Linked DNA regions of Homo sapiens: all the other regions are linked to region 1. Evidence: read pairs that join two places in POLR2A ChIA-PET (ENCODE). Cell type or tissue: IMR-90. All regions are shown on one strand. Links, peaks and the distances in the headings refer to the core of each region. The heading gives the core; the rest is flanking DNA. Region 1 overlaps LRR1 (leucine rich repeat protein 1). Region 2 has its middle 88 kb from the start of RPS29. Region 3 overlaps SOS2 (SOS Ras/Rho guanine nucleotide exchange factor 2).

The links. ChIA-PET counts read pairs that join two places held together with the same protein. Peaks named below come from ENCODE experiments on the same cell type or tissue, not always from the same donor. Only the 100,000 strongest peaks of a DNase experiment are listed, where the experiment ranks them.
Region 2: POLR2A ChIA-PET joins it to region 1 with 7 read pairs; 3 of 35 experiments call an interaction of 5 or more read pairs at or near these places.
Region 3: POLR2A ChIA-PET joins it to region 1 with 5 read pairs; 3 of 35 experiments call an interaction of 5 or more read pairs at or near these places.

Annotation. Positions count from the first base shown.
Region 1 is chr14:49,610,341-49,620,267 of GRCh38, forward strand. It overlaps LRR1 (leucine rich repeat protein 1), which reads left to right. Exons shown (of 4, transcript NM_152329.4): 4 at 3,916-4,332. The coding sequence ends at 4,156. RPL36AL (ribosomal protein L36a like) reads right to left here. Exons shown (of 2, transcript NM_001001.5): 2 at 8,190-8,800. The coding sequence starts at 8,764. The coding sequence ends at 8,444. Among named protein-coding and RNA genes, the nearest start is that of RPL36AL, 5.3 kb to the right of the region's middle. In IMR-90, for the core only: no CTCF peak of the experiment used is centred there; no DNase peak of the experiment used is centred there; H3K27ac peaks cover 162 bases.
Region 2 is chr14:49,492,963-49,504,169 of GRCh38, forward strand. No RefSeq gene overlaps it. Among named protein-coding and RNA genes, the nearest start is that of RPS29, 88 kb to the right of the region's middle. In IMR-90, for the core only: a CTCF peak has its summit at 4,979 (motif pointing left); a DNase peak (open chromatin) is centred at 4,969; H3K27me3 peaks cover 530 bases.
Region 3 is chr14:50,138,194-50,149,400 of GRCh38, forward strand. SOS2 (SOS Ras/Rho guanine nucleotide exchange factor 2) reads right to left here. Exons shown (of 23, transcript NM_006939.4): 15 at 7,284-7,403; 16 at 6,977-7,139; 17 at 1,749-1,866; 18 at 419-591. Among named protein-coding and RNA genes, the nearest start is that of VCPKMT, 27 kb to the left of the region's middle. RefSeq lists an enhancer at 741-1,445. In IMR-90, for the core only: no CTCF peak of the experiment used is centred there; no DNase peak of the experiment used is centred there.

The DNA.
Region 1 (9,927 bases), core at 1-5,000:
CCTCCTGGGTTCAAGTGATTCTCCTGCCTCAGCCTCCCAAGTAGCTGGGATTACAGGCTCCCGCCACCACGGCTGGCTATTTTTTTGTATTTTTAGTAGAGATGGGGTTTCACCACGTTGGCCAGGCTGGTTTTGAACTCCTGGCCTCAAGCAATCCACCTGGCTTGGCCTCCCAAAGTGCTAGGATTACAGGCATGAGCCACCACTCCCAGCCATTGTTCAGGTTGCTTTTTATTTTTTGAGACAGTCTCTTTCACTCTTGCCCGGGCTGGAGTGGAATGGCGTGATCTCAGCTCACTGCAACCTCTGCCTCCCAGGTTCAAGCAGTTCTCCTGCCTCAGCCTCCCAAGTAGCTGGGATTACAGGTGCCCATGACCATGGCCGGCTAAATTTTTGTATTTTTAGTAGAGACAGGGTTTCACTATGTTGACCAGGCTGGTCTCAAACTCCTAACCTTGTGATCCACCTGCCTCAGCCTCCCAAAGTGCTGAGATTACAGACATGAGCCACCACACCCAGCCTGTTCAGGCTTCTTGAACGCATGTCTGGAAGCTAAGATGTGGACCAAAGTATTACTGAGAACCTATAAAATGGTAGAAAGATCATATTTCAAATAAGAAATTCTGAACTTTTTTAGGGGAGAGGGGCTCTTAAAACTGACCAAAGTTAAGGAACTGGAAAACTGTACACATGAGTACACAGAATTTTGCATAAAAGGAACCTGGCTCCCACTGAAACCCAGTCCAGTCCTCTCTCCTTGCCATCCCCAATGTAAGAACTCTTACTCTAAACCAATGGTTCTCAGACGTTACTTCAAATTTAGAATAACCTGAGAAACATTTAAAACATCTGAAGGCCAGGTGCGGTGGCTCACGCCTGTAACCCCAGCACTTTGGGAGATCGAGGCAGGCGGATCACAAGGTCGGGAGTTCGAGACCACACTGACCAACATGGTGAAACCTCGTCTCTACTAAAAATACAAAAATTAGCCGGGCATGGTGGTGCGCACCTGTAATCCCAGCTACTCAGGAGGCTGAGGCAGGAGAATCACTTGAACCCAGGAGGCAGAGGTTGCAGTGAGCCGAGATGGCACCACTGCACTCCAGCTTGGGAGTGCAGATTGAGACTCCGTCTCAATCAGTCAATCAGTTAATTAAATAAAATCACCAGAGGTGATACTGATGATTCAGGTTAAATCCACTGATTTGAGGGAACTCCAAACAGTATCTTTTGGCAGTGAGGTGCACCTGAGGCTATTGTTTCTCTAAGACATACATAAAAGAAATTGTAAGAATTGTAAGGCTGGGCGCAGTGGCTCACGCCTGTAATCCCAGCACTTTGGGAGGTCGAGGTGGGTGGATCACTTGAGGCCAGGAGTTTGAGACCAGCAGGGCTAATATGGTGAAACCCTGTCTCCACTAAAAATACAAAAATTAACAGGGTGTCGTGGCGGGCACCTGTAGTCTCAGCTACTGGGGAGGCTGAGGCAGGATATATTGCTTGAACCCGGGAGGTTGAGGTTGTAGTGAGCTGAGATTGTAGCACCACACTACAGCCTGGGCTGCAGAGTGAGACTGCGTCTCAAAAAAAAAAAAAAAAGAAAAGAAAGAAATTGTACATTGTATTTATTCAAATTTGAAAATTATGTCCAAATGAGAAATGTTATAGTTTTGATTTGAAAAGATTATAACAAGTTTGGCTAAATGATCAGGTGAAAACATGCTGAAGTCCAACATGAAAAAGTACAAAGTTGGAAGGAAAAAAATAGATGATCAAAATGTGATATAATTGGCAAGGCACAATTTGGCAGAATAGTAATTTATTAGTGCTGAATGATTTCGCGTTATAGCATTTATGTTGCTTTTTAAATCTTACCACTATTAATATAGCTTTCTTGTAAGATGACTGAACCTTTGTTGAAGTATAATGTTGCGTGTTTTAAGCTCCCTTGTTTTAAAAAGTATATAGATTTAAAGCTGTGACACCAAAACCTATTATCTAGCTGTTGATAAATGGCTCTAACTACTGGTTACAAGCATACAGTTATGATCTATTAGGAAAATATGTGGGAATTTAAGTTATGTCAGATAGAAAATACAGTTTTTAACTGTTGTCTGTTTCCTCAATCTAGAACCATCTATCCGAAAGAGATTAATGTAAACATGTGGGAGACACTCCCTGGCAGAGTTTTTTAAAAAATGGTTACTTAAGCAACAGATTAATAAGTCTTTTTATGAAAAATTTAAAAATTGCAAATAGGGCCATCCTAGATCCCGTACCAAAGGTAACCGCTGTTTTTTTATTTGAAATGTGTATCTTTTCAGACTTTTCTGACAGGGTTTTAAACTCTCATTTTAAGTTGTAAGACTAGGCTTGTTTATTTGTTGAAAAATATCTGAGCACCTATTATGTGCCAGCCTAAGCTAGAGACTAGAGAAACAACAAAGAACAAGACACCGTGTGGGAGGCAAAGTGGCTGGAGCATGGTTGTGTTTAGCGGGGAGGTTTGGGCAGTGGGCAGGCAATCTCAAGACTGTGTTTTAGTGTCTTGTAGATGATTTAAAAACTTGACCTCAAGGCCCAGCGCAGTGGCTCTTGCCTGTAATCTCAGCACTTTGGGAGGCCGAGGTGGGCGGATCACTTGAGGTCAGGAGTTCAAGACCAGCCTGGCCAACATGGTTAACCCCCGTCTCTACTAAAAATGCGAAAATTAGCCAGGCCAGGCGTGGTGGCTCAAGCCTGTAATCCCAGCACTTTGGGAGGCCAAGGCGGACAGATCACAAGGTCAGGAGATCGAGACCATCCTGGCTAACATGGTGAAACCCTGCCTCTACTAAAAATACAAAAAATTAGCCAGGCGTGGTGGCGGGCACCTATAGTCCCAGCTACTCGGGAGGCTGAGGCAGGAGAATGGCATGAACCCGGGAGGCGGAGCTTGCAGTGAGCCGAGATTGTGCCACTGCGCTCCAGCCTGGGAGACAGAGCGAGACTCCATCTCAAAAAAAAAAAAAAAAATTAGCCGGGAATGTTGGCGTGTGCCTGTAATCCCAGCTACTCGGGAGGCTGAGGCAGGAGAATAGCTTGAACCCTGGAGGTGGAGGTTGCAATGAGCTGAGATTGCACCACTGCACTCCAGTCTGGGCAACAGAGTGAGACTCCATCTCAAAAAAAAAAAAAAAGTTTAGGCCAGGTGCGGTGGCTCACACCTTTAATCCTAGCACTTTTGGAGGCTGAGGCAGGCAGATCACATGACGTCAGGAGTTCGAGACCAGCCTGGCCAACATGGTGAAACCTCGTCTCTACTAAAAATACAATGCAAAAAAAAATTATCTGGGCGTGGTGGTAGGCGCCTGTAATCCCAGCTACTTGGGAGGCTGAGGCAGAAGAATTGCTTGAACCCAGGAGGCAGAGATTGCAGTGAGAGCGCGCACCACTGCACTCTAGCCTGGGTGTCAAAGCGAGACTCTGTCTCAAAAAGTAAAAATCAAAAGTTTGACTTGGGCACCACTGAAGGGTTTTAAGTGTGAGAGTGAAATGCCTTAAGCAAGGTAAGGTTAGCCTTACTTGCCCAGCCACTAAAGTAAAACTCATGTCCCAAGTGACATGTATTTTAAATTTGTCTTAGAGAGTTTAAGTTTCCCTTTTGAACAATTGATCCCTGGAAGAGCCTATTTAAAGGACAGGTGACTTTTTCATTCCATTTAGGGAGTTATGCTATTAAGTGGTTGTGCTGGAAGATATTTTATGGTGTGGTATCTGAAGTTTACAATATGTCATATATTGTTTTTTAGTATATTTTAAATATACTAATCGCTTAATAATTTTACTTTTCATTGTTAAAATTCCATGTCCTAATAATTCATGTCCTGAATCTAGTAACATGTTATAAAATATTTTTATCATTCTTTCCAATAGGATTCCATATGGCTCTCATATCATTCCATTCCATCTCTGCCAAGATTTGGATACCGCAAAAATTTGTGTTTGTGGAAGATTCTGTCTGAACTCTTTCATTCAAGGAACTACTACCATGAATCTGCATTCTGTTGCCCACACTGTGGTCTTAGTAGATAATTTGGGTGGTACTGAAGCACCTATTATCTCTTATTTCTGTTCTCTAGGCTGTTATGTTAATTCCTCTGATATGTTAAAGTAATGGGTGAGACCAGAAAAAGAAATTTCAATAACAGATCAGTTTGGGGTGCATGTATGATTTTGCAGCGTCAAATTGGAGTAAGGGAAGATTTCTGTATACTTGCTGGAGAGGAGGAATGTGTATAGTTACTCATTTAGATGACTCCAAAACTTTTATTAAAACCAATTTTAGTTTTACTGTGGTGTTAACTTTTTTTTAATTTATTACACTTGTGTTTATTTCACCCTAAAGTTTCCAACATGGGTTGTGGAGATATCTTTTAATGTTAAACAGATATTGATCCCAGTTAAACACATCTGAGTTTCTGTATGCAGAAAATATCTCTTGGAGGACTAATATGTCCTAAATTATAGTGAAAACTTGTTTATTATGAAATTATATGTAAGTTTTTAAGCATACCACTTTTTGTGTTTTTCAGATACATTATTCTACATGTGGAATTTACATTTACCAAGCAAAAAGTAGGAATTGTTTCAGGAAAGACTTTAGCTTTTATAATTTTTAAAAATGTTCCCATAGTAGTTGTTGTGGTTTCTTTTTTTGTTTTTGTTTTTCTAAGATGGAGTCTCTGTCTCCCAGGCTGGAGTGTAGTGGCGCAATCTCGGCTCACTGCAACCTCCACCTCAGCCTCCTGAGTAGCTGGGGTTGCAGGCGCACGCCACCATACCCAGCTAATTTTTTGTATTTTTTGTATTTTTCAGCTAACTTTTTGTATTTTTCACGGTGTTTCACCATGTTGGCCAGGCTGGTCTTGAACTCCTGACCTCAAATGATCTACCCATCTGGGCATCCCAGAGTGCTGGGATTACAGGCTTGAGTCACCGTGCCTTGGGATTGGGTGGGATGGGAAAGGGAACAGAAAATTGCTACTTTTTTTTTTTTTTTTTTTAGACAGAGTCTTACTCTGTCACCCAGACTGGAGTGCAACGGCATGGTCTTGGCTCACTGCAACCTCCACCTCCCAGGTTCAAGCGATTCTCCTGCCTCAGCCTCCCAAGTAGCTGGGACTATAGGTGTGTGCCACCACACCCGGCTAATTTTTATGTATTTTTAGTAGAGACAGGGTTTCACTATGATGGCCAGGCTGGTCTCGAACTCCTGACTTCATTATACGCCCACCTTGGCCTCCCAAAGTGCTGGGATTACAGGAGTGAGCCACCATGCCCGGCCAAAAATTGCTACTTTTTGCTGATTACATTTTGTATTATTAGGGTGGGTTTTTAAATTATTTTTGTCACATAATATGACAAAAATGTTTATTATTTTGTCATATTAAATGACAAAATGTTTAATGTTTTTGATTTTAAAAGTAGTGGCAATACACCAGCTAAATGGTGATTTGGGCCCAGTGCAGTGGCTCATGCCTGTAATCCCAGCACTTCAGGAGGTCGAGGCGGGCATATTGCTCAAGCCCAGGAATTCAAGACCAGCCTGGGCACGAAGACAAAATCCTATCTCTACAAAAAATGCAAAACTTAACTGAGCATTGTGGTGTACGCCTGTAGTCCTGGCTACTCTGGAGGCTGAAGTGGGAGGATTACTTGAGCATGGGAGATTACAGTGAGCCAAGATCATGCCACTGCACTCAATCCTGGGTGACAGATGGAGACCGTCTCAAAAAAAGATGACGTGAACTAGGGCATAAGGAATGGAAAAATAACCAACTTGAAAGACTCATGGAAAATAGAACCAGTATTAACTTTTTCATTCTGTTCATTCCCACCGACCTACCTCAAGTCAGCCTCTCCACCAGAACATTGCAATAATCCCAGCCTCGTTTTTGTGAACAAAGGAAAGAATAAAAGTTACTGGAGAAAAGCCCTCTCCAGTGTTAATGTAATTGCTGTTTTGGGCTTGTTAGCAGGGTCTCTGTAAGATTATTTCTTACAAAATAATTACCTTACCGCGTTTGTCTTCCTAAAATGTTTATTTGGGGCATTTTTTTTTTCTTTTTTGAAAGTTCAGATACTCCTGAGTAGATGCAGTTTTTTTTGTTTTTTGAGATGGAGTCTTGCTCTGTCACCCAGGCTGGTGTGCAATGGCGTGGTCTTGGCTCACTGCAACCTCCGCTCTGCCTCCCAAATTCAAGTGATTCTCCTGCGTCAGCCTCCCGAGTAGCTGGGATTATAGGCATGTGTCACCACACCCGGCTAATTTTTGTATTTTTAGTAGAGACAGGGTTTCACTATGTTGACCAGGCCGGTCTCAAAACTCCTGACCTCATGATCCGCCCTCCTCGGCCTTCCAAAGTGCTGAGATTACAGGCAATGAGCCACCACGCCTGGCCATCTAATTTTTGTATAGTAGAGACAGTGTTTCACCATGTTGGTCAGGCTGATTTTGAACTCCTGACCTCAAGTGATCCGCCCACCTCGGCCTCACAAACTGCTGGGATTACAGGCATGACCCACTGCACTCAGCCGTTCCAGGTGTTTTATAAGCAGCATTTAATCTTTAAAAATCACCCTACGAGAGAAGTACCATGAACCCAAATCAGATTTTAAGCCCAGGCTACTGTATTCTAGTTAATTTACTTTTGGTCTTTAAAACCAAGAATTCCCTAAGTATTTTAGGATTTTCTAAACTTGTAGGTTGGTGAGGGATTGTCCATAAATATTACAAAATAGCTGAATTAAAACATTCTTTAAAAAGTGATGGTAGGCCAGGTGAGGTGGCTCATGCCTGTAATCCCAACACTTTAGGCTGAAATGGGTAGATAACCTTTGAGCCCAGGAATTTGAGACCAGCCTGAGGAACAAGGCAAAACTCCGTCTCTATAAAAAATACAAAAATTAGCCAAGCATAGTGCTGCATGCCTGTAGTCCTAGCTACAGCTACTAGGAAGGCTGAGGTGAGAGGATAGCTTGAGCCTAGGAGGCCAAAGCTGCAGTGAGCTGTGAGTATGCCACTGCACTCCAGCCTGGGCAACAGAGCGAGACCCGTCTCCAAAAAAAGGAAAAAGTGATGGTGATGTATTTAAAAATAAACTCGTATACATGATTTTTACATTTTTTTTTACAATCAAATGCAGCTATAATAGTCAGTTATTGGGATTATGTGCAAACCATCTGTTACTCCTACACACCCTAGCCCTTTGCATTCCTCTAACTACTGTCATTCCCATGTATCTTAGTCAACTTAAATTCATATACAAAAGGCAGAATTTGACCTCTTATAACCCCTACCTTTTCCCAGTTTTTCACTTGATACTGAACTTTTCTTGCCTTTCATAATTACAAGGCTCAACTTTTTTCATTGTGAATTTCAACCTTCTTGTTTTCAGTCATAACTCCTAAACCTTCCTAACTGTCAAGTTCTGGCCAAGCACAGTAGCACACTGTAATCCCAACCCTTTGGGAGGCTGAGATGGGAGAATTGCTTGAGCCCAGGAGTTGAGACCAGCCTAGGCTCAAGAATTGCTTGAGCCCAGGAGTGAGACCCCATCTTTAAAAAAAAAAAAAAAGAAATAAAATTAGCCAGGCAAATTCGCCAGGCATGGTGGTACCCAACTACTCCAAGGCTAAGGCAGGACCTACAGAGCTACAGAGCCTGAGAGGCCACAGTAAGCCATGAATGTGCCACTGCACTCCAGTGCGGGTTACAGTGACAGATTGTCTCAAAAAAAAATTTTTTTTTGAGTACCTCCCAGAGTGTTCTAAGAGGTTCAAAAAACAGTTTATGCTATCTTGGACTTTCACTAGATTGAGAACTTTAGTGTGAAGTCAATTTTGAACTATCCTTTTATATTCAAGGCCACAGTCTCTAACAGTACTGTCCAAAAGAACTTTCTGCGGTGGAAATGTTTTACATCTGTGTTGTCCAATAAACTAGCCACACGTGGCTGTTGAGTACTAAATCTGACTAGTGTAACAGGAAACACATTACCTGGCTAGCGGCCCCTACTAGACAGAATATTTGGTCAGCTCTTACTATCCCCCAACTTCCATCCTTTGCCCAACCCAGCCTGCTATACACAAGCCTAGCGTTATCTTGTTCCTTCTCTTGCAAAATCTTAAAGATCCTTCTAAGCTGCTCAATGTTTATGAATTCATTCAACATTTGAAATTGACCAGAAAACAAAAAGTAGTAAAGTAGTATTTTCCCTTCATACATATATAAACTTGTTAGTAAAGTTTGAGGTGGGACTACACTAAACATGGAATTCTATTTATAAGTAAAAACCACAAAAAGTTTGCGTAAGAATATCACTGTATTTATTTTCCCTCGGGTAACTTTTCTATGGCTTCACCATTTTCTCTTCAAAATTGAAGAAAAATATCCCAAAGTTTAGAACTGGATCACTTGGCCCTTTCTCTTCTTATCTCCTCCCAGTTCAAAATGCTTGCATCTCTTAATGGCCAGCATCCTCTTGGATCTGCAGTTAGGCTCAACACATTCCAGCCTTAGCACAATCTTCTTTGTGGTCTTAGCCTTCTTCCGGAAAATTGGCTTTGTCTGCCCACCATAGCCACTCTGCTTCCGATCATAGCGCCTCCTTCCCTGGGCATACAAAGAATCCTTGCCCTTCTTATACTGTGTCACTTTGTGAGGCTGATGCTTGCCACACTTCTTACAGAAGGTTCTTCGGGTTTTAGGTACGTTGACCATCTTTGCAGCAGGGCTGTTTTGTCTATATGATGAAAACTGTAGTAAAATATTTAAAATAAGATAGCAGACGTTAAACATTCCGAAAAGTGAAAGTGCTATACAAGTATATACAGGAAAACCGTACACATAAATGAGTAATATATAAATCCACCACGTACTCTTTTTCCATATGAATAAACGCACATACAAGTACATACCTTTTTGAAACACTTCGTTTAAATTACTGGAGGACTAATTTGTCGACCTAAAGAACTGAGGCAAGGCCGAGCACGGTGGCTCATGCTTGTAATCCCAGCACTTTGGGAGGCCGAGAAGGGCGGATCACCTGAGGTCCGGAGTTCGAGACCAGCCTGACCAACATGGAGAAACCCCGTCTCTACTAAAAATACAAAATTAGCCTGGCGTGGTGGTGGTGCATACCTGTAAGGAGAATCGCTTGGGCGGGGTGGGGAGGGGCGGAGGTTGCCGTGAGCCGAGATCGCACCATTGCACTCCAGCCTGGGCAACAACAGCGGAATTACGTCTCAAAAAAAAAAAAGAACTGAGGCACAATTCATATAAGTAGAATGTTTATTTGGGGCAAGTTTGAGGATTGCAACCCAGAGCACAGATTCAAAATGCCCTGAGTAGCAGCAGTTGCAAGTGGGTTTTTAGAGGAAAAAATGGCAGTTCCTAAATTGTCTACCAAGAATTTACATTAAAATAACACAAGCGATTGATTGGCTATACATCATTCTTTTCATGACAAATTCCAGGAACGCGGACATAATGGGTGAAGCAGCTAGTCAGGAATAAAATGCCAGGCATTAAGTGGGGAGGTGTCTGAAGTCCCATACTGCTGTCTCTCTGGGCCCGGCAAATTTTGCACATCTCAAATAATTAACAATGCTCCGAGCCATTCTTCTTTTCTCATATAGAACAAGACTCACGAAAACCGACAGCAGCAGCTTTAGGAGGCCCAATACAGTCCGTTTTCCGTACGAAATGAGTTTAATTTATTGTGACTGCTCCAAAAGAAAAGTGCGGTTCATCTAATTTTCTTCCGAAAAGGAAGTTAAGGACCAGAGTTTCTTTGACCCCCTTCCCCCCACCCACCTCCTCCATTTTCCAGCTCTAGAGAATGGCTGGGGCAGCGCGCGACGTTGTAGCTACGGTTACGACCC
Region 2 (11,207 bases), core at 2,451-7,450, 110 kb before region 1:
TCTACCCTCCTCCCAAAAACAAAAAAATAATTAATTCATTTACAAGCAAAAAAGATTAAAAAGCCATGAGAAGACAATACAATTATTCAGCGCAATGGTCATTTTAAAGAAGGAAGAGAGTGGGCACAGTGAAATGCTTGTAATTGGGTCTAACTAGTTGGCTATATTGCTCAATAATTGGGCTGGCATTAAGGGCAGGGAGAAAACAATGGCTTGTGACCCTCTGGAGGGTGTTGATACCACAGAAATAGTGTTCTGAGGAAAACTTCAACAGAGCAATAAATTGTCATTGGAGTATGCTGCCCCCCAACCCAGGTGCTCAAGACTCTCCCCACCTACTACCACTCCCCCAACACACACAGACACAAGTGCACGCGCATACACCACTAACCTGCAACTTTCTCTCTCCCTAAGCCCTCAGCTAGCTACCATTAGAAAGTTATTAGCCAAACTAATTCAAGCTAAAGTGTCCATGAGTAACAAGAGCTGCATATCTTTTACTTATCCAAGATTTAAGAGTTTTGTGAAGGGGGCCCTGGAGTAAACAATTCTGTTACCCAAATGAAAGATCCCATAATGGGGAGGAAGACAAACATTTTTAGATATTTAGTCAGGGAGCCCTCCTCTTCTGGAAACAGGCTATATTGACGGCTACCAATTCTTTCCTTGAAAAAAACAGACCCTAACTACAGCACATGATGACAGAAAGTTTGCATTTTTTTTTAATTGAAGGTCTTATCTTGATGCCCAGATTTTCAGATCATCAGGAACGTTAGAACACACTGTACCCTGCATGCACTTCCCCATTCACTTCTCACTTTTTAAAAGGGACTGTATGTTCAGGTAACACAGGGCTTGCCATGTGATTACACTATGAACACGAAGGCTTGCTAACAACTGGATCATGCAGTTTGTGGAGGATACAAAGGGAAACTGGCCCTTGGCCTATGGGGGCTGCCCCCAGGGATCTTTGGCCCTGTCAGTCCCTCTCCTGCCTCTGGTGCAGGGAGAATGTATCTTTGGAAGTTAGGCTGCCCTTTGAGGAGTTCTGTTTGGGCCAATGGGCAGCCAGGCCATTTCCTTTGAAACAGTGGCCTTAAAAAAGGGGGGAGGGGGGAGCGGGGGGGGGTGCCAGGGCCAAGGCCAGAGCACATGACCTCTAAGTCACAGAAGCAAGATTTAGGTAGGACCTGTGATGTGCAGTTCCCAGATCCCCAGACCCGAAGCTCTATCCTGTGCAACCCAAGCTTACTCTTTAAACATACAAATTGCAACTCTTACAAATGTTTGGCCTTCAGCTAACCACATTTAATCAGAAGAAGGCATTCTGAGCCCCTGGCTCTATGCACTTCAACAGCCTTAACCGTAGAGGCACCCAGAGAGGATGTGATTCTATTTCCCAGTAAAGGCAATAAAAGCCTCAAAGTTTGGGCTAATAAAATCTTCACTAAAAACTCTCTCTGACCTTACCTAAAGCACTGTGGAGTGGTTTTAAAGCCTTGTGCAAAGCCTTTTCACAGAACTGTTTCATTTAGCTAAAGGGATGGAGGTGGGGAGAGAGGTGCTTTTCCATTTCCAACCATGGAACAGCAGTAAGGAAGCTTCTATCAGCAACAGGAATTTGATGACTGGCTTCTCCAGCAAAGCACTAAAAATGGGGTCAAGACTGAGCCCCTTGATAAAGTATGGTAATCACCACCATAAGCAAGATATCTTTTTCTAATTAAACTCTCCCTTCCCTCCCAGGAGAAGTCTTGGCCAGCCAAGAGCCCCAGGACCAAATGAGCCTCAGAACTGCAAGAGATAGAATCACAAAAGAAAAATAACCTGGTGAATGGGAGTTTGGGCTCATTGGAAGAAATCGCGTGTGAAATGACTCAAGTCGGAAGGCCTGAGATGAAGCTGCAGAGTCTGATGTGACCCAAGCACTCACACTCAAAGGCATCTCTGGAGTCCCCATGGCTGCCTTGCACAGCTGAGTCCCTGCCTCAGCTCTGTCACAGCATCTAAATTATGAGGCAGTGTACACAAACCGTTCAAAAGCACAAATAAACTGTTATTGCTGGAATTCAAGGCAGGGACCAAAAGAGATATGAGGTTTATGGGGAACATGGACAAGCAAGGGAATCCAGAGGCCTGTGCTGCAGACAGTGCATTTGCCCAGCCAAACCGTGGCCAAGCATCCCTGGGGTGGAGCCAAGCGGAACTGTGGGACAGCTGTGATTTGTCTTTGATGCCCATCTATCTCTCTGTCAGCATTTACTGCACCCACTTCATGTACTAGGCCCTCAGGGTCCTTATCCAGTTTCCTTTCTGAGCCTGCCTTCTTCCTAAGCAAGAACCGAAGCCCAGAAGATTCTCCCCTTCTCTGTCAAAACTTACCTCCTGAGCTGTGTTTCTCCCAGGACCTTGTTCTCTGACAGCAAGTTTTTCAGATCAATTAACCTCTCGTAACAGGTGATAATGAAGATAACTTTCTCAAGTTAAAGATTTGCATATTAACAAACTCAATGCCTTGACCAAAAACTGTGGCTTGGCCGGGGGCAGTGGCTCACGCCTGTAATCCCAGCACTTTGGGAGGCTGAGGCAGGCAGATCACTTGAGGACAGGAGTTCGAGACCAGCCTGGCCAACTTGACGAGGCCCCCATCTCTACCAAAATACAAAAATTAGCTGGGTGTTGGTGACACACGCCTGTAATGCCAGCTACTCATGAGGCTAAGGCATGAGAATCACTTGAGCCCAGGAGGTGGAGGTTGCAGTGAGCCAAGATCTCACTCCAACTTGGGGGACAGAGCAAGACTCCATCTCAATAAATAATAAATAAATAAAAATAAAAAACTGTGGCTCAACTGCTCAAAATATTGCAAGGACCCACTTAAACTAAGAGGAGAGAAAACTGCCACAGTTGCCTACTATAACCAAAACCCATAGGTTAGGCATGAAGCTGGGTCACACTTTTGTCACCTGAACATTACTGAGTCCCATCTCCTCTTGATAACTAAAGAACAGCAAAACTTCATGGAATCTTGAAATTAAAGCTTCATAAGCTAGGTGGGGGTGGGGGTGGGGGTAGAGGCAGTTCAGAAGTGATGACCAGGAAAGCTATGAAGCTATCCTATTTGCTGTAATCCAACTCCTGTCTTCCAAGTTACATTTCTACTTGGAGAGCATGGAAACTCTCCCCAGACTCAAATCTAGCTCAGGACTGGGGGAGATGGCCGGCAGGGCAAGGCATACATGGCCACTTCAAGCCTCCCAAGCCAGAAAGGAGTAGGAATTTGGCCAATGGGTTTCAGTGCTGTTTACATAATCTGAAACTCTTCTTTATAATATATGCACATCTATATATTTTTCTTTTTTTCTTTTGGTTCTGGAAAAATGAGTGTCCTATGTCTTTTGGTGGTTAAATTGATGAGGAAATGAAATTTCTTTGTAATACTTAGAAGTTAGAGTATAAAGTTAAAAAGAAAAAATCAGAAGACTCATCTTTGATTCAATAAGATCTCACCTGGCACAGTGGTTGTATAAAGTACACTGAGGCATGTTTGCCAGCTAAGAGAAAGAAGCCAGAGAGAGGGGGAGGGAGGGAGGGATGCATGGACGGACGGTTGGATGGATGATTAAATAACAATGAAGGTAAAAATAGACTCCACATCCTCAGTGGACTACATAAGATGTGAAGAAAGGATGAGAAGACAGAATAGAATATGTCCTCCTGCCAGCAAGGCAAATGTTTTTCTGGTTTATTTGTTTTGGTTTTTGTTTTTTGAGACAGGGTTTCACTCTGTTGCCCAGGCTGGAATGCAACGGCACCACGACAGGTCACTGCTGCCTCAACCTCCTGGGCTCAAGTCGTCCTCCCACCTCAGCCTTCTGAGTTGCTGGGACTACAGGCATGCACCACTGCACCCAACTAAATTTTTTTTTTATTTTCTGTAAGGACAAAGTTTTGTCGTGTTTCCCAGGATGGTCTCAAACTCCTTAGCTCAAGTGACCCACCTACCACAGCCTCCCAAAGTGCTGGGATTACAGCCATGAGCTACCATGACTGGCCTGCAAATTCATTTTGAATATCAAAATTCAAGGATCCCGCAAAGTCTTTCTCACCCTGAATGAAATCCTACCACAGCAACATTGCTAAAAAAAAAAACTAAGAACTAGTTTGATTACCTTAGTATGGTTTCCTTATTCTCCTTTCACATCTTTAGACTACATAACAATTTTTCCATGACCATTAGTAAAAATCAAACAGTTTATTCCTTTTGACAGCAGAAGACAAAGGCTGAGGCACATGTAAGAAGTAGCAGAGAATGAGAGGGAAGAGTAGCCATGGGCGATGGATCAGTGGGAAAGAGAAGGAAAGTAGAAATAAACACCTCTCTCATCTGCCTAAGGACTTGAGGTCCCTAAGACACACCACAACTCCATAGGCGAGCTGATCAGGACCCAGGTCTCCTAAACCTACGCAGCAATTTGCAATACACAACGCTAAATTATGCTGAAGTGTGTGTGGGTGAAAAGAAAATTTCCCTGACTGCATTCCTACGTGTTCTCTCTCCCACTGTTTCTGTACCCACTCTATCCAAAGAGCATCAGTAGAATGTGGAAGCACAAAGTGGAAATGAGAAAAATTACTTTAAAGACTTATCGATAAGTACTGAGCTTAAAATGTTCGAAACAGAATTGAGTGCTACCCACTTCCACCAAAGTTCTTGATAATTTCTTATGTTCTAGGTCTACCCTACAAAATATGGTGCCCCATTAAGTCCCGTATTCATAGGGGTTCCAAGATTGCTACTTGTAATGTCTGTTTTAGAGTATCTGAATAAATAATTTCTTCTCCATTTCTCACGCTTAGCAGGTTGAACATCTTACTACTAAATGAGAGAATCAGCTCAGTGACCAAACTTTACCAGCAGAACCCAGACTTATTTTCAGTAGGGAAGCCTGAGTTTGCCTTACTAGAGTGTCACCTAGTGTCTATATATGGAACTGCACACAATTTTTTGTTAACGAGTTAAGAACGCATGTCATTGTGTGGCGCGGAAGAGCCTTCCTTTATGAAGTGCTAAAGTACATATGTAGACATTTTTCCAAATCCAATTATAGTTCCATTGATTTATATTAGTATTTTAAATATGCATTCACATTGAAATGATCTGAGACGTTATAAAGTTGGCACTTCAAAATTCAGCAAGCCTTTTTAAATTACATATTTAATAGAAAAATTATTTCTAGAAAAATACTGACAGAATTATCCATGGTTAACATACTGTGCTTTAACTATTAGAGACCATGGTGGTTGCTAAACAACAGTCTTAATTTTCTAGAGAAATATTTGTGAATTTTTCCCAAAAGTATTTCATATAGAGCTCATATGGATAATGACAGATGCTTGTTGTACAGTTACTATGTTCTAGACACTGTGCTAAACACATTACATAATTCCTGTTTAATTCTCACTTAATATTTATAAAATGCTTAGAGCAGAGCATGGCATATAGTAAATGGTGTTAAATAAATAAAATAGCCTAGATTATCCTGAGATGTTTTTATCCTCATTTTACTTATAATAAACATGAGTTTAGAGAATTTAAGTAAGCTTACCATGGTTATACACTTGCAAGTGGCATACCTAGGGTTTGGCCAAGGTTTACCAGACTCCGCAGGCTGCGCACCATGCGCTATTGCCACTCTCGTACACCTCTTCTCTATATATGGTCTCTGTATTCGTTTGCTAGGGCTGCCATCACGAAGTACCAGAGACTGGGTAGCTTAACCAACAGTTTTTTGGGTACTGTTTTGTTTTGTTTTGAGACGGAGTTTCGCTCTGTCACCCAGGCTGGAGTGCAATGGTGCAATCTTGGCTCACTGCAACCTCTGCTTCCCGGGCTCAAGCGATTCTCCTGCCTCAGCTTCCTGAATAGCTGGGATTACAGGTACTCACCACCACATCTGGGTAAATTTTGTATTTTTTTTTTTTTTAAGTAGAGACAGGGTTTCACCACATTGGCCAGGCTGGTCTCGAACTCCTGACCTCAGGTGATCCACCCACCTCGGCCTCCCAAGGTGCTGGGATTACAGACCTAAGCCACCACGCCCAGCCTAAACCAACAGAAATTTATTTTCCCATGATTTTGGAGGCTAGCAGTTTAGATCAAGTTGTCTGCAGGATTGACTTCTTCTGAAGCCTCATATGCCTTGGCTTGTAGATGGCTGTCTTCTTCACACAGTCTTCCCTCTGTATGTGTCTGTGTCCCAATCTCTTCTTATAAGGATACCAGTTATATTGGATTAGGGCCCATGCATATGACCTCATGTTATTTTAACTACTGCTTTAAATGCCCTTTCTCCAAATACAGTCACATTCTGAGGTACTGAGGGTTAGGACTTCAACATATGAATTTGAGGGGAGCAGAGTTCAGCCCATAACAGTCCCTATGTTAGCTTATTTACTTATTAGACTCTTTCCAGACATCTCTAAGAAGGTATGCCTGCTATATACACCAGGCACTGATTCAGACACTGAGAATACAAAGATGCATCTTCATAGACAACAACCATATGTAGCAGGAAAAAGTTTGCAAACACAATTATCACAGCTCAATGTGGGGAAGGTACAAAAATAAAAGTAAGTACACAGCCAGGCGCAGTGGCTCACACCTGTAATCCCAGCACTTTGGGAGGCCAAGGCAGGCAGATCACCTGAGGTCGGGAGTTTGAGACCAGCCTGACCAACAAGGAGAAACCCTGTCTCTACTAAAAACACAAAATTAGCCAGGCATGGTAGCACATGTCTGTAATCCCAGCTACTCCGGAGGCTGAGACAGGATAATTGCTTGAACCTGGTAGGTGGAGGTTGCAGTGAGCTAAGATTGCGCCATTGTATTCCAGCCTGGGCAACAAGAGCGAAACTCTGTCTCAAAAGGAAAAAAAAAAAAGTACATAATTCGGAGCTGGTTGAAAAGAGAAAAAGGTTTATTCTGGAAAAAGGAGGCAAGACTTCAGCAGAGATGGCCTCTAAGGTAGATTTTGAAAACAAATCATTTAAGTAGACAAGGAAAAGAAGGACCTTTGAAATGAAGACACGGGGCATGAAATAACACCCACACCAAGGATATGCCAAGTCATTCATCCAGTCCACAGGAATATACATTTCAATGCAGAAGAGACTAGAATGAAATGACACTGGAGAGATAGCGAGGGACCCTATTGCGAGGAGGAGCTATTTAAGAGTAGTGTGTCTGACTCAGTGAACGGGGTGTTGAGGGAGAAGGCGTGATTTGTAACATTTGCTGATTTCTGTAATATAAGCCCTCCTACCAAGGCTGATTTTAAGCTGTCAATGCGAAGTCACTGACCTCTGGAGTTGAGAAGAGATGTACAATAGCACACCATTATATAGTAATTCCACCATACAGAGTCGACAATACAGTAAATAACCTTGGGCAGTTCAGGCTGCTACAACAAAGCATCATAGACTGGGAGGATTATAAACAGCAGAAATTTATTTCTCACAGTTCCAGAGGCTGGAAATCCGAGATCAGGGTGACAGCAGGGTCGGGTTCTGGTGAGGGCCTCTTCCAGGTTGCAGACTGCCAAGTTCTCCTTGTATCCTTACGTGCTGGAAAGAGAGCTAGCTAGCACTCTAGCTTCTTCTTATAAAGGCACTAATGTCATTCATAAGGTCTCCATCCTCATGACCTAATTAGCTCTCGAAGACCCATTACACATGGGGAATTCAATTTCAACATGAATTTCAGTGGGCACACAAATAATAAGGTTCATATAAGCCTTATGAATATGGATAACAGAAAAATGTAATAGAATAATTAGAAAGTGATGAGTTTTAAGTATTTATGACCTTTTGTTCTAAATATAATTTATTTGACTAGAAGTTTCTATAATTTACTTTTTAATGAAGGCTGTGTTTAACAATTGGCTCACGATTCCGGCAATCATCATGGCAGATAGAAGGCAGGACTAGATTGCAGCTCCAACTCAAATGGACGGAGCAGCATGCAGACGCTTGCATTGTGAATTTTAGCTCCAGAACAACTGCAAGAACAAACCAGGAATCCCAAGAGGACCCACAGACCCTCTGAAATAAGGGGACTGCTCCTGCAGGACCTGGGAGACACCCCAAATACTGTGAGTGCACAAACTGTGGAAGTGGGAAAGGAAGACCCTCCTTTCCGAAACACACACTTCCACTGGGGAGAATGAAGGTCTAGTTTGCGAGAGAAGTTTCCAACCTTACCTGGGGCTGAGTCCATTTAGACAGTCGAGAGAAATACAGGGGTACAGGAAGCAGCGGGAAATGCCCTGGGAGTTCACTGGGTCCCCAAGCAGGACATTCCTGCCTGGCACCACAGGGATCCTTTGGGAGGGCGGCCAGAGGAGTCGGGGGAGAACGCCACAGGTAGAAGGAAGTCTGCGGCTGAACTTTCTAATAGTTGGAACCGGGCATATGCAACCACCTGCAAACAGCATGCAGTTTCTATAGCATTTTCACTTAACACCCTCCCCCTAACAACCTCCACCTGGCAACCTTCCTTTAACCCAAACCTCAGGGCCTCAATCCCCTTTATGGCCTGTGTTCCACGGGACAGGACAGAGGTGGGGGTCGGGGGTACTCAGATGTTAATCATAGAAACGGAAGGAATCTCCAAATTGGCCACTCCCAGATTCCCTAGCTCAGGAGCACACATTCAGGTGCATCTGCCATACAAGGTTATGCTAAGGGTGTGATTAAATTATTGCTATCAGGTGCGTTTACCCTACACCATTTCATACAGCCTAGAAGGGTGATTTGCAGCCTCCGTGGTACTTAGCAGGAGACAGAAAACAATGAAGGCAAAGACATCTGAATAACTAGACCCAATGAAAAACAAATGCTCCAATTAAAATGCCCTCCCCAGACCCAGTGCTTAGCGTTCTCAGATGGGTATGTGGCTAAGAATCACAAAGCCAGAGCTTACATGATTTTTCTTGATAGAGTAGTCATTCAGATTTCACGTGCTAAGAATTAAAAAACAACAACAAAAATGCTGTAATGATCAACAGTGGCCCGAGTTAGGAATAGAAAGGGGAAGGAAGACGGTAAATGTATAAAGGGCAACACCACAAGGAATCCTTGTGATGACAGACATGTTCGGTTTCTTGACCTCTGGTGGATACACAAACCTACACACGTGCTAAAATTGTATGGGAACAGAATGAGATAGTAGTGATCATTGCACAACATTGTGAATATACTAAGACCACAAAATCACACACTTTAAACTGGTTAAAGTAGTGAAAGAATGCTTGGAACTAAATACACATACAGACAGAAACAAGTAAAAGCAAAGATGGGAAAATCTGAATGAAACCAGCTAGATTGTGTCAATGTCAATATCCTAGTTGTGTTATTGTTTTGCAAAATGATACCTTTGACAGAAACCAGACAAAGTGCACACTGGGATCTATCTTATTTCTTGCATGTGAATCTAAAATTATTTTAATACAAATTTCAATTTTTCTAATGTAGTTTTTCAACAAGACTAGTTATGTTGTATAATTGTCTAGTAGTACCTGAAGATACAGAGAAAAGAGATGTCTTTGTCTTATTAATCAGAAATGCTTTCTAAATGTGAAGTTTTTCCTCTCAGATTCAAAGACTTCTTGCTATCCCAAGTGGTCAGCATTCTTTGTTAACTGTGTATCTATATAGCTAGGAGGTTTCTGAGAAACCTTCCTGAGAAGGTGGAACTTACATTTCTTTCTTTTCAATCCACATTTCTGCCTGAGATTCATTTATTTTAGAGATAAAGAAATAAAAATAACTGGGCACGGTAGCTCACGCCTGTAATCCCAGCACTTTGGGAGGCCAAGGCAGGCCGATCACCTGAGGTCAGGAGTTCGACACCAGCCTGGTCAACATGGTGAAACCCGTCTCTACTAAAAAATAGAAAAAATTAGCCAGGCGTGGTGGCACACACCTGCAATCCCAGCTACTCAGGAGGCTGAGGCAGGAGAATCACTTGAACCTAGGAGGTGGAGGTTGCAGTGAGCCAAGGTCAATCAGTTTTGCTATGGGGCAAAATAGCTCCTCTCATTCAAATTCTTCAATCAATTTTACTAAATTCAAATAGAAACACTGTGAGGGGTGTGGTAGCTCACGCCTGTAATCCCAGCACTCTGAGAGGCTGAGATGGGCGGATCGCTTTAGGACAGGAGTTCAAGACCAGCCTGGGCAACATGGCCAAACACTGTTTCTACTAAAAATACAAAAATTAGCCAGGTGCGGTGGCATGTGCCTGTATTCCCAGATACTCAAGAGGCTGAGGCAGGAGAATCGCTTGAACCCGGGAGGCGGAGGTTGCAGTGAGCCAAGATCACACCACTGAACTGCACTCCAGCCTGGGTGAGAGCAACTCTGTCTCAAAAAAAAAAAAAAAAACTGCAAATATGAACACTGCTCGTATGTACAAATTTGCAGTTATGGTGATGAACCATCATAGCTATACCTGGATAGTCTTAACCCTAAGAGACAATTGTTTCTTCTCTGCTCCATCTTCTCCCTCCATGTATCCCTCTCCCAAAGCCAGAGTTTACTAAAACCAAAGACAGTAATTCCACCCATCGTACTTGCTTCCTGGCCTTGACACTTTGCTCTGTGACACACCTCTGATTTATGTTATGCACGCGTGCCTTCTCATTCACAGCAGAGTTGTGCTGTTTAACAAACCCACGATGTTCAAAGTAGCCCCTTCATGTGCTTATATCCTTATTCCAACAATAGTACATGCTGATGCACAAAACATTGTGGACATTCTTACGATTACCTTCAAGGCTTGTACTATATCCTTTTGTCTATCCTAAGTAATGGGAATTTTTTTCCTTTAAAGAAAGAAGTTGATGATTGAGAACAGCTAAATAGAATTCCCAGTTAAAGCCAATAAATAATGTGGGCAACAAAGCTTGTTAAAACTACTTTTCTTTTTCATTCAAAATGACCATAAAGCAATGAGACCAAATTTTTAAATGTTTATGGTTCGTAATACTAGTTCTGGAGGCAGACTAAGAAGAATTTTCTCTGTTTTAGGCAACGACAGCAGAAAAATAAATGTGTGTCATCAATCTTATGATCTCTTTAGAAGACAACAATTGCTTGGACAGAGAATCTCTAGTAAATGCATATCATCAGGGATACAGGTTATG
Region 3 (11,207 bases), core at 5,847-10,846, 530 kb after region 1:
TCACCCAGGCTGGAGTGCAGTGGCGCTATCTCGGCTCACTGCAACCTACCCCTCCTAGGCTCAAGTGATTCTCCCACCTCAGACTCCTGAGTAGCTGGGACTGCAGGCACCCAGCACCATGCCCAGCTAATTTTTTTTTATATTTTTAGTAGAGACGGGGTTTCGCCATGCTGCCCAGGCTGGTCTCCAACTCCTGATCTCAAGCGATCCGCCCGCCTTGGCCTCCCAAAGTGCTGGGATTACAGGCGTGAGCCACAGTGCCTGGCCTCTTACAGTTACTTTTAAATCTGCAATTAAATTATTATGGACTGTAGTCACCCTGTTGTGCGATCCAATAGTATGTCTTATTCATTCTATTTTTTTTTTTTGGTACCCATTAACACGTTCTCTTCTAAAGATATGCAAAGAAAATATTTACCCTCATATCTGGTTCTATCCGTAAACAGTAAGGCTGATTCTGATACTGCTGAATTTCTCCAGTAATTTCAGCTACTTTCCTCCTCTTACTGAAATTGATTAAATCTTTCCCTTTCTTTTTTAAAAAATCATTATTCCCTTCTTCGGTCTTCAGAATATTTGTTAAATATATTCCTAGTAAAAAAAAAAAAAGAATTTAAAGAAAAGTTATTTTAAATTTTGTTATTTAATCAATTATTTGGGAAAACAACTGATCTAGTAAAGTTGAAAGACATCCTATACTATTCAGCAACTCTACTACTAAAATGTTAAGTCTCTGATAAACAATCATTAACTCTCCATTAAGCATTTTTTAAAGAGAAAGAATTTAAAATAAAAAGAAAATAAAAGCTACTGGCTTGTACAAAAATAAAGGCTGCTAATCTAAGAAATGGCAAATTAAGCTTTTCTAAACTCTAATTTCACCAAGTGCAAATTGTGTTAAATCTATTCTGACCAAATATTTTAATATTTGATTATAAATATTTAATGCCAAGTATCTTAGGTGATTATTAATAAATTAATTTTAAGCCAATTTTGGTTAATAAGTCTATAGGCTTATAAACTAATTCTGTTTTTTCAGAGACTGTAATTTAGATAGAAAAATAATTACTTCTCATTCATGAACAATAAAAAAGTTTTTAGTCCCTTTTTCATGCGTAATTGCTGATTCATTTAAATTGGTGGTTCTCAGCTGGGGACAATTTAGTCCCCCAGGGGATATTTAGGAATGTCTAGAGACATTTTTGGTTACCACAACTCCAGGGTGCTATTGGAGTGTAATGAATAGAGGCCAGGATGCTGCTACAGATCCTATTACGCACACGACAGCCCATCACAACAAAGAATTATTTGGCCCAAAATACCAAAATTGTTGAAGTTGACAAAACTTGATTTAAATCATTCAATTTCAATCATACACAACAATATTTTAATTCTAAATTTAAAAATCACATAGAAGCTTTTAATAAATTAAAGAGAAAGCAAACACTGTAGATGTGACATAGATAGTTATGATAAAAATAACAGTTACCATTTCATGAGTGCGTCCTATGTGCTAGACTTATTAGGTAGTACAGACAAAATATTTTTAATCCTTATTTATAACAACCCTATGAGATATTATAGTCTTCATTTTATAGAAAATAGAGAGTTTTATTATTTATTAATACAGAGAGCTAATAAAAGTAGATGAGCTCAGATATAAAATAAAGATAACATGCCTCTGAAGACTGCTCTCTTTTGGCTATCACACGCTCACCCTCAAAATATATCCATATTTAGTAACTTACCAAAAAAAGGCACACAAGGTGGATTGATTGACTTAAGTTTTACTAGGTATTTTTTAAAGTGATCTTGACTTAATTCCACAGCTTCGTCCAAAATTTTCCTTTTCCTTTCCTGCAGTGCCTTAAAGTATACATAAATTGAGTATAAATTTTTTACAATTCAATCATATTTTATAAATGCAAACCTTTAAATTTTATAAAATTTTGCAAATTATCTGGAAAACAATTTTTTTACATTAAAAGATGAGTGGTATTCCTTTGTACACTTACCTGAAGTGATTTCTCCTCTCTTTATCTATAAATATAAAACCCATAATTTACTCATATAAATTAGAAGATCAAGCAATACAAAAAATTCTACGTCATGCCTTGTGCGTTATTTTGACTAGCCAGGGTTTCAAGTCATAGCTGTAGAAGATGAAAATTATAACCCCTGAACATTCAAATATTTTTCCACTGAAAGATCTTTTGGGGCTAAAGGTTGGGGTTTTGTTAAGGAGAAGACAACTATCAGAAGACAAGAAGACTTGAACAAAAATTTAGTGAATGAAGTAAACTAGCATTTCTTTTATACTTCATTACTAGATCTTCTTATTGAAAATTAATTTTTACTTCAGAAAGAATATACACACACACGTAAACCCCAGAGCGAACACTATGCTTGATGGAGAACCATTCAGTCAATTTCCTTTAAATCAAGGAAAAAGCCAAGGGTATAACATTGTAGCTTTTATTCAATACTATACAGAAGTCCTAGCTAGCATGGACAAGTATAAGAAATAAAGAGCTAGAGATTGGAAAGAAAAAAAAATGTCACTATTCACACAGAGGATATGACTGCCCATGAGGAAACTCCAATAAATCTACATATAGAATGTTAATGAGAGAATCAGCAATGCTGCTATATATAAAACCAATAGACAAAAATCAACTGCATTTCTAGATATCATCAATAAAGAAATCAGGATTTAAAAAAAATTCTGAGGCCAGGTGCAGTGGCTCACGCCTGTAATCCCAGCACTTTGGGAGGCTGAGGCGGGCGGATCATGAGGTCAGGGGATCAAGACCATCCTGGCTAACACGGTGAAACCCCGTCTCTACTAAAAATGCAAAAAATTAGCCGGGCGTGGTGGCGGGTGCCTGTAGTCCCAGCTACTCGGGAGGCTGAGGCAGGAGAATGCCATGAACCTGGGAGGTGGAGCTTGCCGTGAGCCGAGATTGTGCCACTGCACTCCAGCCTGGGTGACAGAGCGAGACTCTGTCTCAAAAAAAAAAAAAAAAAAAAAAAAAAAAAATTCTGGTCAAGTGCAGTGGCTCACACCTGTAATCCCAGCACTTTGAGATGTTGGGGTGGGAGAATAGTTTGAGGCCAGGAGTTCGAAACCAGTCTGCGCAACATAGCAACGCCCAATCTCCACATAAAATTTAAAAAATTAGCTGAGCAGGGTGGCACGTGCCTATAGTCCCCACTACTCAGGAGACTAAGGTAGGAAGACTGTTTGAGCCTGGGAATAGGAGGCTGCAGTAAGCTATGATCATGCCACTGTACTCCAGCCTGGGTGACAGAGCATGACCCTGTCTCTAAGGGTCACTGAAAACAAAATAATTCTAATATACATCTAGCAAAAGAGGTATGCGATCTCTGTCAAAACAAAAAAAACCCCACAAAACTTTATTAACTGAGTAAATAAAGAGATAAACGATGTTCACAGTTGAAAAGACTTGTTACTATAAAAATGTCAGTTCTTCACTAATCTGTAATTGGATTTAGAGAGCCAATGCAACTCCTATCAAAATGCCAATTTAAAAAAATGGAGCTTAAATTGATTCTAAAATGTATATAGGAGAACAAAGAACCAAGAATACGTTCCTCCTGAAAAAGAGTAAGATTGGCGAGGATTTGCCCTACTCTTCTCTATCAAGGACTACTATAAAGTTATGATAGTTTAGACTAGTGGCACTGGCACAAGAGTGATCAAATAGATCAAAGGAACAGAACAGAGAGACCAACAAAAGGCCTACAGATATAGGCATTCAATTTATGACACATTTATTAAATACATTAATATTTCTTTTTTTTTTTTTTTGAGATGGAATCTTGCTCTGTCGCACAGGCTGGAGTGCAGTGGTGCGATCTCGGCTCACTGGAACCTCTGCCTCCCGGGTTCAAGTGATTCTCCTGCCTCAGCCTCCCAAGTAGCTGGGATTACAGGCGCCCGCCAGCATGCCTGGGTAATTTTTATATTTTTAGTAAAGACGGGGTTTCATCATGTTGGCCAGGCTGGTCTCAAACTCCTGGCCTCATGTGATCCACCCACCTCAGCCTCCCAAAGTGTTGGGATTACAGGCATGAGCCACTGCCCCCGGCCTATTTCATAATATTTGACTAAGTATTAATATCTTTAACATATAAAGTTCATACAAATCAATAAAATGCAAACACCCAAACAGAAAAATATATGTATAAAGCAGTTTTTCCTCTATTCCCCTCTAATAACAACCCACTAAAAAAAATAAATAAATAATGTTAAAAGAGGAGTATGTAACCTCCCACATTATTCTCAATACTTATCCAGTTCCACTTAGAGGTTTGGGGTTTGCTCTGCTTTGTGATACTAAAATGGAATAATATTATAGTCATTCTGAAGCTTTTCCCCTGCTGAAATATCACAAATGTTCTTCCACAACAATACACATAGATCCCATTCACTTTGTTGTATAGCTGAACAATATTCTACAATAGAGGTATAAGAGGATGTATTTAATCATTCTCTTACTGATAGACATTCAGGTTGTTTCCTGTTTTCTGCTACTACAACTAATGCTGCAGTAACTATATCTTTGTACATATAACTTTATACTCTGGTGTGTTTATTTCTTTGCAATTCTGGGTCCTAAGAGTATGCACATTTTTAATTTTAACATATATTGTTAGACTGCTTTCCAGAAAGATTGTAAAAACGCACATTCCCAAAAGCAGTATTTATATGGCTGAGTTTCTAACTTGTTATCCTTTACTTAAAAAAAGTCTTTCCAGGTACAAAAGCAAAGGAAGAAACCATAAGTGAAGAGACTGATATGTGCAACTAAATAAAAATGATAAAACGTCCTTATGTCAAAGCATTATACATTTTTTAAATTAAAAAGCAGATAAAAGACAAACAGAAATGAGAATATATGTACAGTCTAAGTTTTAATATCTTTAATATATGAAAAATCCATATAAATGAATAAAATGCAGCTGGACATGCTGACTAATGCCTGTAATCGCAGCTACTCAAGAGGCTGGGACAGGACGATCCCTTGAGCCCAGGAGTTCGAGACTGCAGTGGGCTATGATCATGCCACTGGCACTCCAGCCTGGGTGACAGAGCAAGCTTGACTCTTTAGGAAAAAAAAAAAAAAAAAATCAACAAAATGAAAACACCCTCCCCCAAAAATGAGAGAGGCAATGAATACATAAATCATAAAGTACCCAATAAATACATATTCAACCTCACTAGTTATTATTTATTTTGAGAACAAGTTTCACTCTGTTGCCCAGGCTAGAGTGCAGTGGGGCAATCTTGGCTCACTGCAACCTCCACCAGGCAGGTTCAAGCGATACCCCTGCCTCAGCCTCCTGAGTAGCTGGGATTGCAAACCAGCACATACCACCATGCCTGACTAATTTTTGTACTTTTAGTAGAGATGGGGTTTCATCATGTTAGCCAGGCTGGTATCGAACTCCTGACCTCAGGTGATCCACCCGCCTCGGCCTCCCAAAGTGCTAGGATTACAGGTGAGCCACTGAGCCCAGCCTCACTAGTTATTTTTTAACATACAATTTAAAAATGCAGTGCGATTTCTGCCCCCGCCAGAGGCATGCAACACCATGCCTGGCTATTTTTTTTTTTTTTTTGTAGAGATGTGGTCTCCCTATGTTGCCCAGGCTGGTCTCAAACTCCTGGGCTCAAGTGATCCTCCTGTCTCTGCCTCCCAAAGTGTTGGGATTACAGGTGAGAGCCCCCACACCTGGCCAAAAGCTTTTAATATAATACATAATACCAAGGGGCATTTATCGTATCCTGCTACGAAACACCTTGGCAAAAGTATTTAAAGTCTTAAAGTATATAAATACTCAGACCCAGGATTTCCACCCCTAGATTATTTCTAGGGAAATAATCAAGCTCTTAAAAAGACTTCTACATATGAATATTCCATGATAAATTATCACAGAAAAAAATCAGAAATAACTTAATTGTCCCACAATCTACTGTTGGAATAAATTATGATTTATCCATGATAGAAAACCTTGATGCCATTAAAATCTTGTTTTTGAAGATAAGCTAATAAAAAAATAGAAAACTGTTTATGAGAAAAGGGCCATAAAAATCTATGCACAATGTAATCTCAATTTTGTTATTAAAATATATATGCAAAATATCTTCCTATTTTCTATATCTCCTGAATTTTCAATAGTACATGTTAAACACATATTTTATAATTTAAAAAATATATATATTTTTTAATTTTTTGAGACTGAGTCTCACTGTGTCGCCCAGCCTGGAGTGCAGTGGTGTGATCTCAGCTCACTGCAAATGCTGCCTCCTGAGTTCAAGCAATTCTCCTGTCTCAGCCTCCGAAGTAGCTGGGATAACAGGCGTGCGCCACCATGCCCAGCTAATTTTTGTATTTTTAGTAGAGATGGGGTTTCGCCGCGTTGTCCAGGTTGGTTTCGAACTCCTGAGCTCAGGTGATCGACCCGCCTCAGCCTCCTAAAGTGCTGGGATTACAGGCGTGAGCCACCACGCCTGGCCAAATTTAAGTTTTTGAAATAGTTCTTCCCGTGTTATACTATTGTTGACTACCTAAAGGTAATTAAGACATTACTTGTATTTTTATATTTAAAATCCTTTGTCATTTGAGACTATCAATCAATGTGTTATTGAATAAATCCACTTGGAACTTCATTACATTTAGGTTAAGTACATTACACGGCAGTGCAAGTCTCATATTGTTTATTGAATATTGATATATTTTCTAATATAAGCCTAGGATTCACATATTATATATCATATTCATATATTAACTAATATATCAACATATTTTCTAATATATTTATATCATATTTATGAAGCAAGGATGAATTTACAAAGAATTTAATTAAAAAGACAGATGATAGATGAAATTTCTTTTATGCTAATTTCATCATCCCCGAGAAAAATGAAAAAGTTAAGCCTAAAACTTACCTCAAAGGTATGGTCTAGTCTGTATACTGACACTGAATTTACTGCACTGACTATCTCCAATACGCCATTGAAATTATTCAAATCTTGAAAAACTTGCAGAATTTCTATAATTCTACTTAGTACTGCCACCCGTTCTTCAAAATTTTCTGCTTCCACAATGCATCTAACAACAACAAAAATTCATGGCTTAGAAAAGTTTCTTCACCTCACTTAGAAAACAAGATAATTATGAGTAGCCAGAATTTTAGCTTAAATATGACTTAATATTATGGCTATTAGGAGGTAGTAAGAGTAAATTAAAACTTACTTTTCAAACCAGAGGGTGAGATTTGTGGTATGGCGAATCATTTTTAATAAATTTGGAGAATTTATTTCTTTATCTTCTTTGGTCCACACACTCCCTACAAGTTCAGACGGTTGAACTTTCCTATGGAATTGAAAATCAGTGCAACTTAACCTATAAAGGATTTGTATTACTTAAAGATCTTCTAAAACTTAATAAGAAAAAGACAATTAACCCAAAAGACAGATGAACACATATATGAACAAGTAATTCAGAGAGGAATAGACCCAAATAGCTACAAACACGAAAACACACTTTATCCCTTACTCAGGGAAAATAACATAAAACTACAATGAAATCCCATTTTACTCATTAGATGAACAAAAGTCTGATAACTCAAGGCCAGGCGTGGTGGCTCATGCCTGTAATCCCAGCGCTTTGGGAGGCCGAGGCAGATGGATCACCTGAGGTCAGGAGTTCGAGACCAGCCTGACCATCATGGAAAAACCCCGTCTCTACTAAAATACAAAATTAGCCGGGCATGGTGGCACCTGCCTGTAATCCCAGCTACTTGGGAGGCTGAGGCAGGAGAATCGCTTGAACCCGGGAGATGGAGGTTGTGGTGAGCCGAGATCGCACCACTGCACTCCAGCCTGGGCAACAAGAGCAAAGCTCTGTCTCCAAAAAAAAAAAAAAAAAAAAAGAAACGAAAAAAAAGTCTGATAATTCCAAATGGATAAAAATATAATAAAACAGGAACACCAATAGGGAAGTAAAAATTGATACAACCATTTTGTAAAACAATTTGGCAAGATCTCATAGTACTGAAGAGATACATATCGGATGACTCAGCAATTTGACTCTTAAGTATGCATATACCCTAGATAAACTCTTACACAAATTTATAAGAGCCAGGTGCAGCAGCTCATGCCTGTAATCCCAGCACTTTGGGAGGCTGAGGCGGGCAGATCACTTGAGGTCAGGAGTTTAAGAACAGCCTGGCCAACAAGGCGAAACCCCATCTCTACTAAAAATACAAAGAAATTAGCCGGGCGTAGTAGTGCGTGCCTGTAGTCCCAGCTACTTGGGAGGCTGAGGCAGGAGAATCGCTTGAACCCAGGAAGCAGAGGGTTGCAGTGAGCTGAGATCATGCCACTGCACTCCAGCCTGGGCAACAGAGTGAGACTCTGTCTCAAAACAAACAAACAAAAAACAAAGTTATAAGAAAACGTTTACAAGAATATTCAGTGAAGCATTATTTGCAAGAGTGAATAGAGGCTCATCATCCAGAGACTGGATAAATTGTGGAGTATAAATATAACGGAACACTACACAGCATCTAAAATAAGCTAACTAGAACTGTATTCATTGACTTGAACAAATGCCAAAAATGATTTAAGTAAAAAGCATGTTGCAGAATGATACATAAGTATATGCAGTTTAAAAAAAGTGCAAAACAAGCTGAGGTGCAGTGGTGCGCACCTATAATCCCAGCTACTTGGGAGGATGAAGTGGAAGGATTGATTGAGGCAAAGGGTTTGAGACTATCCTGGGCAATCATAATGAGATCCTATCTCAAAAAAATAAAACAAAAAAAAAAACAGGCACAGTAGTTCCTCCCTGCAGTTCCTGCTACTGAGAGACTGAGGTGGGAAGACTGCTTGAGCCTAGAGTCTGGGGCTGCAATGAGCTATGATCATGCCACTGCATCCCAGCCTGGGTGACAGAGTGAGACCCCATCTTAAACAAACAAACAACAACAACAACAAAAAACCAGTTGGGCACTGTAGCTCACACCTGTAATCCTGGCGTTTTGGGAGGTTGAGGTGGGAGGACAACTTGAGGCCAAGATCAAGACCATCCTGGGCAACATAGCAAGACCTCATCTCTATGAAATTTTTTTAAAAAAATTAGCCAGGTATGGTGGTGCGTGCCTGTAGTTCTAGCTACTCGAGAGGCTGAGGCAGGAGGATTGCTTGAGCCCAGGAGTTCAAGGCTACAGTGAGCTATGATTGTGCCACTGCACTCCAGCCTGGGCAACAGAGTGAGACCCTGTTTCTAAAAAAAAAAAAAAAAAAAAAAAGTGTACAACAATGCTATACGTTGTTTATGAATCTCCGTGTATGTTTATAAATTTTAAAAATATAAAGAGAAATAGTAAACATCAAATTCAGGGTGGTAGTGCTTTCTTAGGGGAAAGAGAGCAATAAGATTTGGGAGAATTACACAAAGGATTTCAATTTTATCTAAAATGTTTTTGTTGTTCATGAATATTCATTATATTATTTCCTATATTTTTTGAATGCCTGAGTATTTAATTAAAATTCAGACAGAAGAGCAGATTAAAACATTGTATACAGTGAGTCAGAATACACAATTTAAAAATTGGCCAAGTACAGTGGCTCACACCTGTAATCCCAGCACCTGGGAGGCCAAGGCAGGAGGACTGCCTGAGGCCAGGAGTTCAAGGCCAGCCTGGGCAACACAGTGAGACCCTATCTCTTTTTTTTCTTTTTAATTGACTGGTGGCATTGCCATCAATGGCCTACAGACTTGGTTATTCATTAAAAAAATATTTTTTAATCAGTAGATTTGTGTATAAATAAGTACTTGCTAACAGTTTCTGAAATGTTTTCTTAAAGTGGCTCTATTATTTCACCAGAAATTTAGTTTACAAAGCTGGGTGCAGTGGCTCATGCCTGTAATCCCAGCACTTTGGGAGGCTGAGGTGGGTGGATCACTGGAGGTAAGGAGTTCGTGACCACTGTGGCCAACATGGTGAAACCCCATCTCTACTAAAAATATAAAAAAGCCGGGCATGGTGGCACACACCTGTAATCCCAGCTACTCGGGAGGTTGAGGCATGAGAATCACTTGAACTTGGGAGGCACAGGTTGCAGTGAGCCGAGATTGCACAACTGCACTCCAGCCTGGGTGACAGAGCAAGACACCATCTCAAAAAAAAAAAAAAAAAAAAATTTAGTTTACAAATGAAGTCAGTATTAGGTATTTTTCTATGTCCTGAAAGTAGGTCCACATGAAGTGAAGTGCTTTTTTTCTGATGTCCATTCATGTAAAACAATTACATTGTGAGAAAAAACATGATGCAGTACTATTTGCTTTTTTTACCTCAAGTAACAAGTCCCTTCATTTCTACGTATCACAAATCCCACAACATAAACAAAGCTACCTGGATTCTAAATTACTTAAAATATAACATAACATTTTGAGTCAGATGTTGACAACTTCTGGTGGGTGCGCTAAAAGTCTGGTTCTGAATGGCATGGCCAGTGCAAACTAGGCAAATTCTAAAGAACATAAAGTAAACATAATGTAGTAAAGGTACCTTACTATATTACCTATTAGCACTAAATTTTATATATTCTTGCTTTTCCCTGTGTAATCTTTATTTAAAAATTGGCTGCTAATCAGGATAACTCCATGAAAATATTTTTATTTTAGAGATAGGGTCTCACTCTGTCACTCAAGCTGGAGTGCAGTGGCACAATCTTGGCTCACTGCAGCCTCGACCTTAAGTGACCTTCCCACCTCAGCCTCCTGGGCAACTGGGACTACAGGGGCACTACAGGCACGAGCCACCATGCCTGGCTATTTTTTGTAGTTTTTGTATGACGGAGTTTGCCATGTTGCTCAGGCTGGTCTTGAACTCCTGGTCTCAAGCGATCTGCCCACCTTGGCCTCCTAAGTGCTGGGATTACAGGCATGAGCCATCATACCCAGCCAAGCACATTTATATTTTAAATTGAGGCTTCTATACTACTCACAATAGCTATGATATGGAATCAACAGATTAATGAATAAAGAAAATGTGGTATATATACACAGTGGAACACTATTCGGCCATAAAAAAAGAATGAAAGCCTGTCGTTCAAGGCAACATGGATGAGCCCGGAGGACCTTATGTTAAGCAAAATAAATCAGACACAG